Regions from separate parts of the Mus musculus genome. Here region 2 is linked to region 1. The links are chromatin loops, found by intact Hi-C in ENCODE. Cell type or tissue: heart. All regions are shown on one strand. Links, peaks and the distances in the headings refer to the core of each region. The heading gives the core; the rest is flanking DNA.

Region 1 (4,389 bases), core at 206-4,205:
GCCCGCAGTGCCCGCTGCGCCCGGGCTGGCATGGGGAGGCCCGGCTGAGCGCCGCACCCCACCGCCGCCGAGACCCGCCTGCTCCTCAACCGCGGCCCTCGCGCGCACGGGCGATGGCGAAAGCGACGTCCGGCGCCGCAGGGCTGGGGCTGAAGCTGATTTTGCTCCTGCCGCTGCTAGGAGAAGGTGAGTCCTACGGGCGGCTGGGACGGTAGGGGCCGGGGTGAAGTTAGCGCTGCGCGCCGAGCCGGGAAGCTGACGCGCGCAGAAGCGCGCTTACATTGGCTGTCACCGGCCGGCTGCGCGGCTGGCGGGCCTCCGGGTCTGGGAACCGGGTCGCTGCGGCTAGCTGCTGCGCTTGGGCCACCGGCTGGGCGGGGCTCGGCTCGCCTTGGGTCCGTGCGAGTTGCGAGCCGGGCAGAGTAGACTGCTCCGCCAAAGCCGCAGCTGAACATCCCAAGCTGGTCGCTTTTCCAGCCGCGGCCGGCCGTGTGCCCGAGCGAAGCGGACAGATCTTGTCGCCTTTGGGGAGCAGCTGCGAGCGGACAGGGTAGGCAGCCCTGGGAAGCCCACGACTTGAGCCAGCGCTTGGAGACTGCAGCGCCCAGATTTTCTTTTCGCGTTTCAATTCTGCACTTGCTGTAGCTCCATTCGTCTGGCTGAAGGGCGCTGAGGCAATCTTTAGTAAAGGTTATTTTTCCTGTGTGTGTTTTTGCCGCCCTGATCTTTAAAAACCTAAAAGCCTGTGGTCTCTCCCCCCCCGCCCCCCCCCCGTCCCCGCGTGTCTTCGCCGAGAGCTCTGAGCTCTGCCCCACAGTTGGGAGTCCTGTGTCACATGCTATTCCGCTGGAGCACATGAAAATGTGTCTTTTGGAGGCATAATAGGGTCCAGGGCTGACATTTAGTTACCCAGAGCTTTGGGCCCTGCCACTCGGGAGTGTGGTGATGGGCTGCCAGCATCATGGACAGCACACATAGGCGCCCCTCATTAGGTGTGGCCTTTCAAAGGCTGGTCACTGCCCTCGCTCCTATACCCTGACCAAATGAACCACAAGGATACAGGATATTGACCCGGTTGGCTGCACATTTTACTGTCCTTCAATCTACCCTAACTTGGTTCCCTCTGGAAAATATTTGTACCAAGTTTCCCTCTGATAACAGAATTGAGCCCAGGCCACCCACTCCCATTACTTACAAAAGGTTTGCAACCTTTGGAAATAGGCAAGACTGTTCATCTTGCCTCTAGCTCAGAGTCGTGTACTGGGTTCACAGACCAGCCCAGGACTGCATTTGCAGGCCTTCCAAGTACCGCAGAGAAGTATGGAGAGGGGAAAAGATAAAGACCTTATCGTTCTGGGGGGGGGGGCAGATTGGAGTGTCTGTTCCTGGGTCCTAAGGTGCTGTGGGGCACAGTGCTGCAGAGGGTCATAGGCTCCAAGGCTGTGTAGCAAAATACAGAGCTTAACATTGTGTAGCTGCTCTGTGTCATTGGGTTTAAACTTCACAGGTGCAGGTATGTAGTCAGGAGTAAACCAGGAAGACATGTGTTGAGCAACTTCCCTCCACCCACCTAACCCTGAATCTAGTGAGGTCCCCAGCCGTGTAAGGGACCCACCTCAAGGGTCTGGCCTGTGGCATGTGGCAGGCAGAGAGGGAGATTTCTATGTGAAACCTCTGGCTCAGAATCAGGTGGCCACAGACAGCTTATAGAATCCAGGACTATGAGGTTTTAAACCCACCCCCTTCTGGATGGCCAAGAATCCACGATAGAGGTCCAGAGAGGGCCACAGCAGCCTCATACCCAGGAAGAAGTGATGGGGGTTTTGGAGAAGCCCTCTAACCTGGACTCTGGTGCAGCTGTTGTGACATTCACTGATCTCCAAACTGCCACTAGAGAGCTCGGGTGCGGTTCCTCAATAGAAGGATTGGGAACAGCGTGGCCTCCGGTGCCCTCTTGTGGATACAGTGCTCTAGTGGCTGGGCCTGATGCCCACGGTTTTGAGTGGGTTTTGAGTGGGTCTGTAGAAGTAAGGGAGCCTTGTTAACGAGACTCGCCATACTCTGATTTCAAGTTACTCATCCATGCTCCCACTCTTGCTCACAAGCTCATGCTCAAGAGACCTGTGGATAAGAATGGCCTGGCTCCCTTCTCACCCTCTTCCAAACACCCCACATGGACATAGAACTGTGTCACGCATTTCCCATCGCTGTCGGGCCCAGTGTCCTGGAAGTAGAGATTGACAACCTCCTTCTGTTAACATTTTCTGGACTTTTTGCTGCTCCATACAGACACAACTTGACTAAGTGGATGAGGAGACTGAATCACAGTATCTTGGTCTCCCCTACATGTCCCGGGGCTCCTGGCCCCCCTCCACTCCCAACTACTTGTCAAGACTCCTGTCCCCCATCCTCTTGGATTGGCATCTTGCTTAGTATCTCTAGCTGTGAGAACCAAAGGGTCAGTCATGGAGGGGCCCTTTCTGGACAACCCTTCTGTGTAAGTGTGAGGGGAGCCATAATCGGTCGACATCACCCAGAGCTTTCCTTGTGAGTGAGCACTGAGGTCTGGTCCTCCCTGCTTCCCCTCTTTGTTTCTCCCTTCCTTCCTTCCCTTACTGAGCTCAGGGGATCCTGGAGATTTGTCCTGGTTCCCCAGGGTTATCCCGGCCCTTCTTTGTCTCTTCCCCTGAGCTGTTGAGCCCATTCTCAGGGCTGGGCCAGCCAGGGAGTCCTGAGGGTGGGGCCTGAGAGCAGACAGCATGTAGGGAAGTGACTGAGCCCATTCACTAGATTGCCTTTATTTTGTAGAATTGCTTTAGGAATGGGCTAAGTAAATGACTTGTTTCCTTGGTGGTGTGAAGAAAGTGGGATGTATTCACCTAATGGGGTGCTAATGGCCTTTTAGCCAGGGGAGGAGAAAACTAATTAAAAATTATAGTATCTGTAGAAATGGAGCCTGGATAGGAAAGGAAAGGATAGCTGGAAGCTGCTACCTCCCTTGGGATCCTCTGCTGGCAAAAGACTCTGTTGATCCCCTCTCCTGCTAACACTAGCAGCAGCTTCCCCTGCCATACTGTTGATAACCCTGTAAGGTTTGTGGTCTTATTTTCCCATTTCGCAGGTGAACAAACTGAGGTTCACCAAATCTATAGATTCTGGAGCTCATGGAAAGCTAAGGACTCCCCGGGTCCAGGTCTCTTGTGTTTAGCAAAGCCAGTGAGAGCTTGGTACCAGGAGTAGAGATGAAGAGCGATCTGGGAGAGGACAATGTTCCTGCCGGTCACACCACAGCAGGTCACTCATGTATGACAGCAGGTGCTCTGGAGAAAGGCTGGACCAGAACTAGGAGTGACATGTGACATAGAGCACTGCCCACAGACACAAAGCCTGAGCCTTTGTGGGTCTGAGCAGAGTTCTCAGTGAGATGTTTTTGCCCTTGCTGACTGGCTGACCCTGGGAGTCTCCTGGGCTAGGAATGAACATTAGGCCTGTCTCTGTCAGAGCTGTCCCAGAGAGGGAACCTGTGTGCTCTAGGCATTATAAGACGTTGTGTGTATAGTCAGAGGGCTGGTAGGGACAAGACACCCAAGGACTGTCCTTTGCACCGTGTCTGAAGGAAGTGCCTTCCTTTCATCATGGTGTCATGCTAGGGGAGAGGCACAACCGTGTGCCCTCATCCAGATGGAATCCACTTCCCTAGGGCACTGGGAATGACCGATAAAAGCAAACGCCCACTGTGTGCCCAGGAGACGGGGCAGTGCTGGCTAGGAGTGCAGCCTATACTTACTCAGTAATTCTTTGCTTCTGGATGAGTGGCCATAAGTGTACTGTGGAGGGATGGTGTGTGTGTGTGTGTGTGTGTGTGTGTGTGTGTGTGTGTGTGTTTTCATGCACGCACATGCACACTTCTAGGTTAAGTCTGGCGCTTGCCTGGCTGCCGGTCTCTCCCTTCAGTCCTCTTCCATCAGCTCTGCTTCCCTCTTTCCCTCCTTCCCCATTATTTTTCTGTATGAATGACTTGATAGTACTCATCAAAAAGAGCCTTGAGTATTGCTTTGCAAGGAGGAACTAACAGCAAAAGACACACCTAATAGTTACGGAGAGAGAGGGAGGGGGAGGGGGTATGGTTCCTTTAGAGACAAGCGGCTTGGAAGCAAGACAAGGAAACAAGGAATGGGGTGCTTGGCAGAGAGCCCTGGGCATGGACCACAGAGGAAGTGATGTCACGGGGGGGGGGGGAGGGCACTGCCTCTCTGGTCTGTGAGGAATGTCTTCTGTACCCTCTGGTATGGGGGTGTTTCACCCTAGGAAGCTGATGAGCTGGTACAGCTGACTCCAGGCTGCCCCCATTCATAAAAGCATCCAGGACTTTTTGTCCAAGGAATCCGA
Region 2 (4,389 bases), core at 228-4,227, 130 kb before region 1:
ACGGGGAGAAGTGCCAGGAAATGCTGACTAATGGACGTGACACAGGTGTTTAATTCATGAGCTCACGGCAGCTGTGCTTACCTGCACAAGACCTGAGCAAGATGAAGCCAGTCAAAGTCCTGGAGTAGGGGAGGAGGTCTGGAGGCCCCTCTCTTACTAAAGAGCTACTGATAGGTGCTGGCGAGTGGATAATCATTCTTATTTGAGGGTATAGCTATTGGTAAGTTACCTTGGTTCCAGTGCATAGCCCCAAACCTGTGCACATGTGGGCAGCACTGGTGGGACTTAGGGTTTACAAAAGAAAAAAAGGGGGGGGCGTGAAGCTGGGAGGGGAACATGTTGGGAAGAAATTCACAGAGAACTGGAGAGAGGAAACTGGGGACTGATAGATGACCATATTTCATTGTATACATGTATGACAGTCTCAAAACTTAAAAACTGTGAAGTTAAAAAAAATAATTTACTTTATTCATTATGTTACTTAATTCTAGATTTTATAATTGTACTTTTCCCTCTGTCATCCCAAATAAATTTTTATTTTTTGAAATTAAAATCTAATTACATCCTTATTCCTTTCTCTTTTCTCCCTCCATTTGGATGCACTCCGATCTCCTTGGTCTGTCTCAAATCTAGGGCCACTATCTTTTTAATTATTATTGCACACATTCCTATTATATGCATATAACCTGTTGAGTTCATATTATGTTACTAGAATGTATATGATTTCAGGCATGACTTGGTATTAGATAACCAATTCTGTGGGATCTTCCCTAGGGAAGACTATTTCTCCTGCTCTCAGCATTCCTTAGTGGACTATAGTTCTTTGCCTAAGGTAGAGGTTTCTGGATATCTTCCACTTTCATGTTAAGTGTGTCAGTTGGTGTCAGCCTTGTTCAGGTTTTGTTTAGGCAAAAATTATGAAACTCCATAGGTGCAGCTTCTCTGACATTTTTAGGAAACATTCTCATAGCAAACTTCCTATTCCTCTGGCTCTGACAATCTTTCTGTTCCCTCTTCTGCTATGATTCCTGAACCCTAGATGCAGAAGTTGTATTGTTAATGTACCACTTGGGGCTGGGCACTGCAGAGTCGTTTGCTCTCTGCATTTTGATCTGTAGTTTTCTGTAATGGTCTCCATCTATTGCAAGGGGCTTTCCTTTGATGAGGGGTCAGACCTATATTTGTGGGTTAGGCATATTTATCATGTAGTTAGAAGTTATGCTTGTTTAGTTAAGTGGCTCTTGTAGGTTCCCTTCTAATACCCATGAATTCACTAGCACCAGATACTTGGCCAGGTTTCCAGTACCAGGCACAAGCTCCATCTTGTTGAATGGGCCAGAGTCCAATTAGAGAGCTGTTGTTTATCACCAAGATAAGTATGCCACTACTGTGGTCTTAGAGATATCATGCCACATTGGTCATTGTTTAGATATTTACATTATGATTCATAACAGTAGCAATATTACAGTTATCAAGGAGCAATGAAAATGACTTCATCCTTGAGATCATCACAACATGAGAAACTTCAGAAAGGGGTCACAGCATGAGGAAGGTTGAGAACAACTGCCCTACAAGATAGAGCTGTAGCAAAGGACTTTCTGAATAGAGCTCCGTGTGTCCAGAAATTGAAGCCAGCAACTGACAAGTAGGGATCATAAAACTAAAAGGCTTTTGCACAGCTAAAGAAACAACCCATCAAGCAGAGAGGAAGCCCACATAATAGGAGAGAATTTTGCTAGCTATGTATCTGACAGGTTTAATATCCAGAAAATATTAAGAACTTTAAAGGCAGGAGTAAAAAAACTAGACAGCCAGTTGGAAAAATGGGCTATGGCTCTGAATGGAGAGTACTCAAAAGAAGAAAAGAATGGCTAAGAAATATCTCAAAAATGTTCATTGTTCCTAGCAATCAGGAAAATCCAACTCAAAACAACTTGGGGGTTTCATCTCACTCTAGTCAGAATGATTGCAAAAGAACCAATAACCAAAGCTGACGATAGTTTGGAGAAAGAGCACTCATCCACTGTTGGTGGGATTACAGACTCATCAGCCCATCTGGGATTCAGTGTGGGGAATGCTCATAAAAGTAAAAATGAATCCACTACATGATCCAATATATAGGACTCGACAGCCTACGCCACTGATGGGTGTTCAGCCACACATCAGTGCTCAGTTAAAAGTAACTAAATACAAAGCAAAACAAAGCCTTCAGTATTTATCTCTAGGCTCTGCATGGTGGGTGTATCACCACTATGCTCATGTCCTTTTCAGATCTCCCACCTGTTTATCTATCTATTATCCACCATCTGTCCACCCATCTGTCCATCATTGACCCTAGTCTGACTCTCTTCAGAATGAAGAGATGGCTCCGTCAGTAAAGTGCGTGCCATGCAGACATGAGTCTGATTTCCATCTTTCATCTTTCGTTAGGAATCAGAGAGTGAACAGAAATGGGACCCCACTATGAAGACTCCAGGCCCACCCCTAGCGATTCACTTCCTCCACTTGAGGCACCACCTCCTAAAGGTTCCAAGACTCTTCCAAACAGCGCCACCTGCTGGGGACCAAGGGTTCACACACTTGGGCTTAAGGGGAACATTTCTCATTCCAATCATGATGAAGGGGCTGCCTGAAAGTTTACTGTCCGGTACAGTAGCCATATGTGCAAGGAAAGAAAATGGAAACCAGAATATGTTGAGGGTAGAGTTATAGGCCCATGCAATGTAAGGTTGACAGTGTGGTGGACCTTGTAGGATTCGTTTGTTTGTTTGTTTGTTTGTTTTTGTTTTTTGAGACAGGGTTTCTCTGTATAGTCCTGGCTGTCCTGGAACTCACTTTGTAGACCAGGTTGGCCTCGAACTCAGATATCTGCCTGCCTCTGCCTCCTGAGTGCTGGGATTAAAGGCGTGCGCCACCACGCCCAGCTTCCTTGTAGGATTCTTAATATGCCGTGCAATAAGACCATTACCGTGGGATAAACTGCCTGAAAGTTTTGCATAGTCTAAGTAGTAGGTTCTTTCACGGATTGTGAAATGGCTGATATAAAAGATGTTCTATATATCTAAGACACTCAGAATGGCAATTTTAAAAACCATCAGACACAGCAAACTTATAGAAGAATACAAGCTGTGTATGGTGGTTCAAGCCTATAATCGCAGCACTCAGGAGGCTCAACAGGAAGACTATAAATTCAGGACCAGCCTGGGCTACATAGTGAGACCAGGCTATAAAACAAATTAACAGGAAAGAGTGTATACAACACAAGTATATGGTAGTGAGAATACCTCATGGGCTGAGGTGTAGTGCAGTATTTAGGCAGAGCTGGTGCGATCCCCAGCACAGGGAAGGGATTGTCTTTCATTTTCCAAGTGTCCAGTGGCATCACTGAAAATTAAACTGCCAGCTTGCGGTTTTCAGGCCACCCACATCTTATGAGTTAAAGCTAGGATCCTACATGGAGACCCATTTGAGTTCACTGCATGTCCCCCCTGATCTTGTGGGCTAAGGCTAGCATCCTGTATGGAGACTAGGAGGCATCTATCTAATCATGGTGTTCACTGCCTGTCTCCTCTGAACTGAGAGGTCCAGGGCAGGCAATTTTCCTTGGTGCTGTTGGGGGAGGCAGATTTATTTCAAGTGTACCTTTTATGTCAAGTTTGGCACAAGCAGGTTTCCTGCAGAAATCTGGGTCATTCATGGGCCAGGACTTCTGTCCACTGTATATCAGGAAGTCACAAAACTCAACGATCCAAGTTCACCTCTTCTGGCAAGCTCCCTCGAGCTAACAGATCTTGGCTTGCATTTCAAAGTTTCAATAGTCTCTTCCTCTTTCCTAAATCTTTAATGCACTTTAGAAAATTAATTCTGTATCTTGTCCAGGTATTCAGCATAAGAGATACTCAGCCCACCTACTATATCATTAAGAAGTATCCCGAATGACCCAAAGTTTTTAAGTTTCCAAATTATGCAATTTAAACAATTATGCAGTAAGTTTCTGAAAGATCTGTCTTATTCCCAGAGGTTAATGACCTCTCTGGTTTCTTGGTCCGCTCCACTGCCAACTCCACTGGTTCTTCCGGCTCCCTTCACTGTGACAGTGGCCTTGTTGGGACATAAAGTCCTGGAGTCCTCTGTAGGATATGCTGTATGGAGGCTGTGGATCTGTTTGTGGAGTCTAGAGTAGACTTCACTGAACCCCACTCCTTAGCACTAAAACATGGATTGCACATTTAAGCCTGGTTCCATGGCTTAAAGAAACCAGGCTATGTCCCTGCACAGTTGTCTCTGGGACAGAGTCAAGAAGCTGTCTGTGCTGGGGCAGAACAGCTGCCTCGGTCTATGATCCTACCCAGTACTAGGCTCCTTCACATTCCTTGTGCTGTGCACTAT

Evidence for each region. Peaks named below come from ENCODE experiments on the same cell type or tissue, not always from the same donor. Only the 100,000 strongest peaks of a DNase experiment are listed, where the experiment ranks them.
Region 2: it touches region 1 in a loop (2.3-fold over the local background); 1 of 42 quality-filtered maps calls a loop at or near these places.

Annotation. Positions count from the first base shown.
Region 1 is chr6:118,192,858-118,197,246 of GRCm38, reverse strand. Ret (ret proto-oncogene) reads left to right here. Exons shown (of 19, transcript NM_001080780.1): 1 at 1-186. The coding sequence starts at 114. Among named protein-coding and RNA genes, the nearest start is that of Ret, 2.7 kb to the left of the region's middle. In heart, for the core only: a CTCF peak has its summit at 1,955 (motif pointing left); DNase peaks (open chromatin) are centred at 276, 868 and 1,927; H3K4me3 peaks cover 838 bases; H3K27ac peaks cover 192 bases; H3K27me3 peaks cover 3,929 bases.
Region 2 is chr6:118,325,801-118,330,189 of GRCm38, reverse strand. No RefSeq gene overlaps it. Among named protein-coding and RNA genes, the nearest start is that of Gm30498, 19 kb to the right of the region's middle. In heart, for the core only: a CTCF peak has its summit at 2,541 (motif pointing left); no DNase peak of the experiment used is centred there.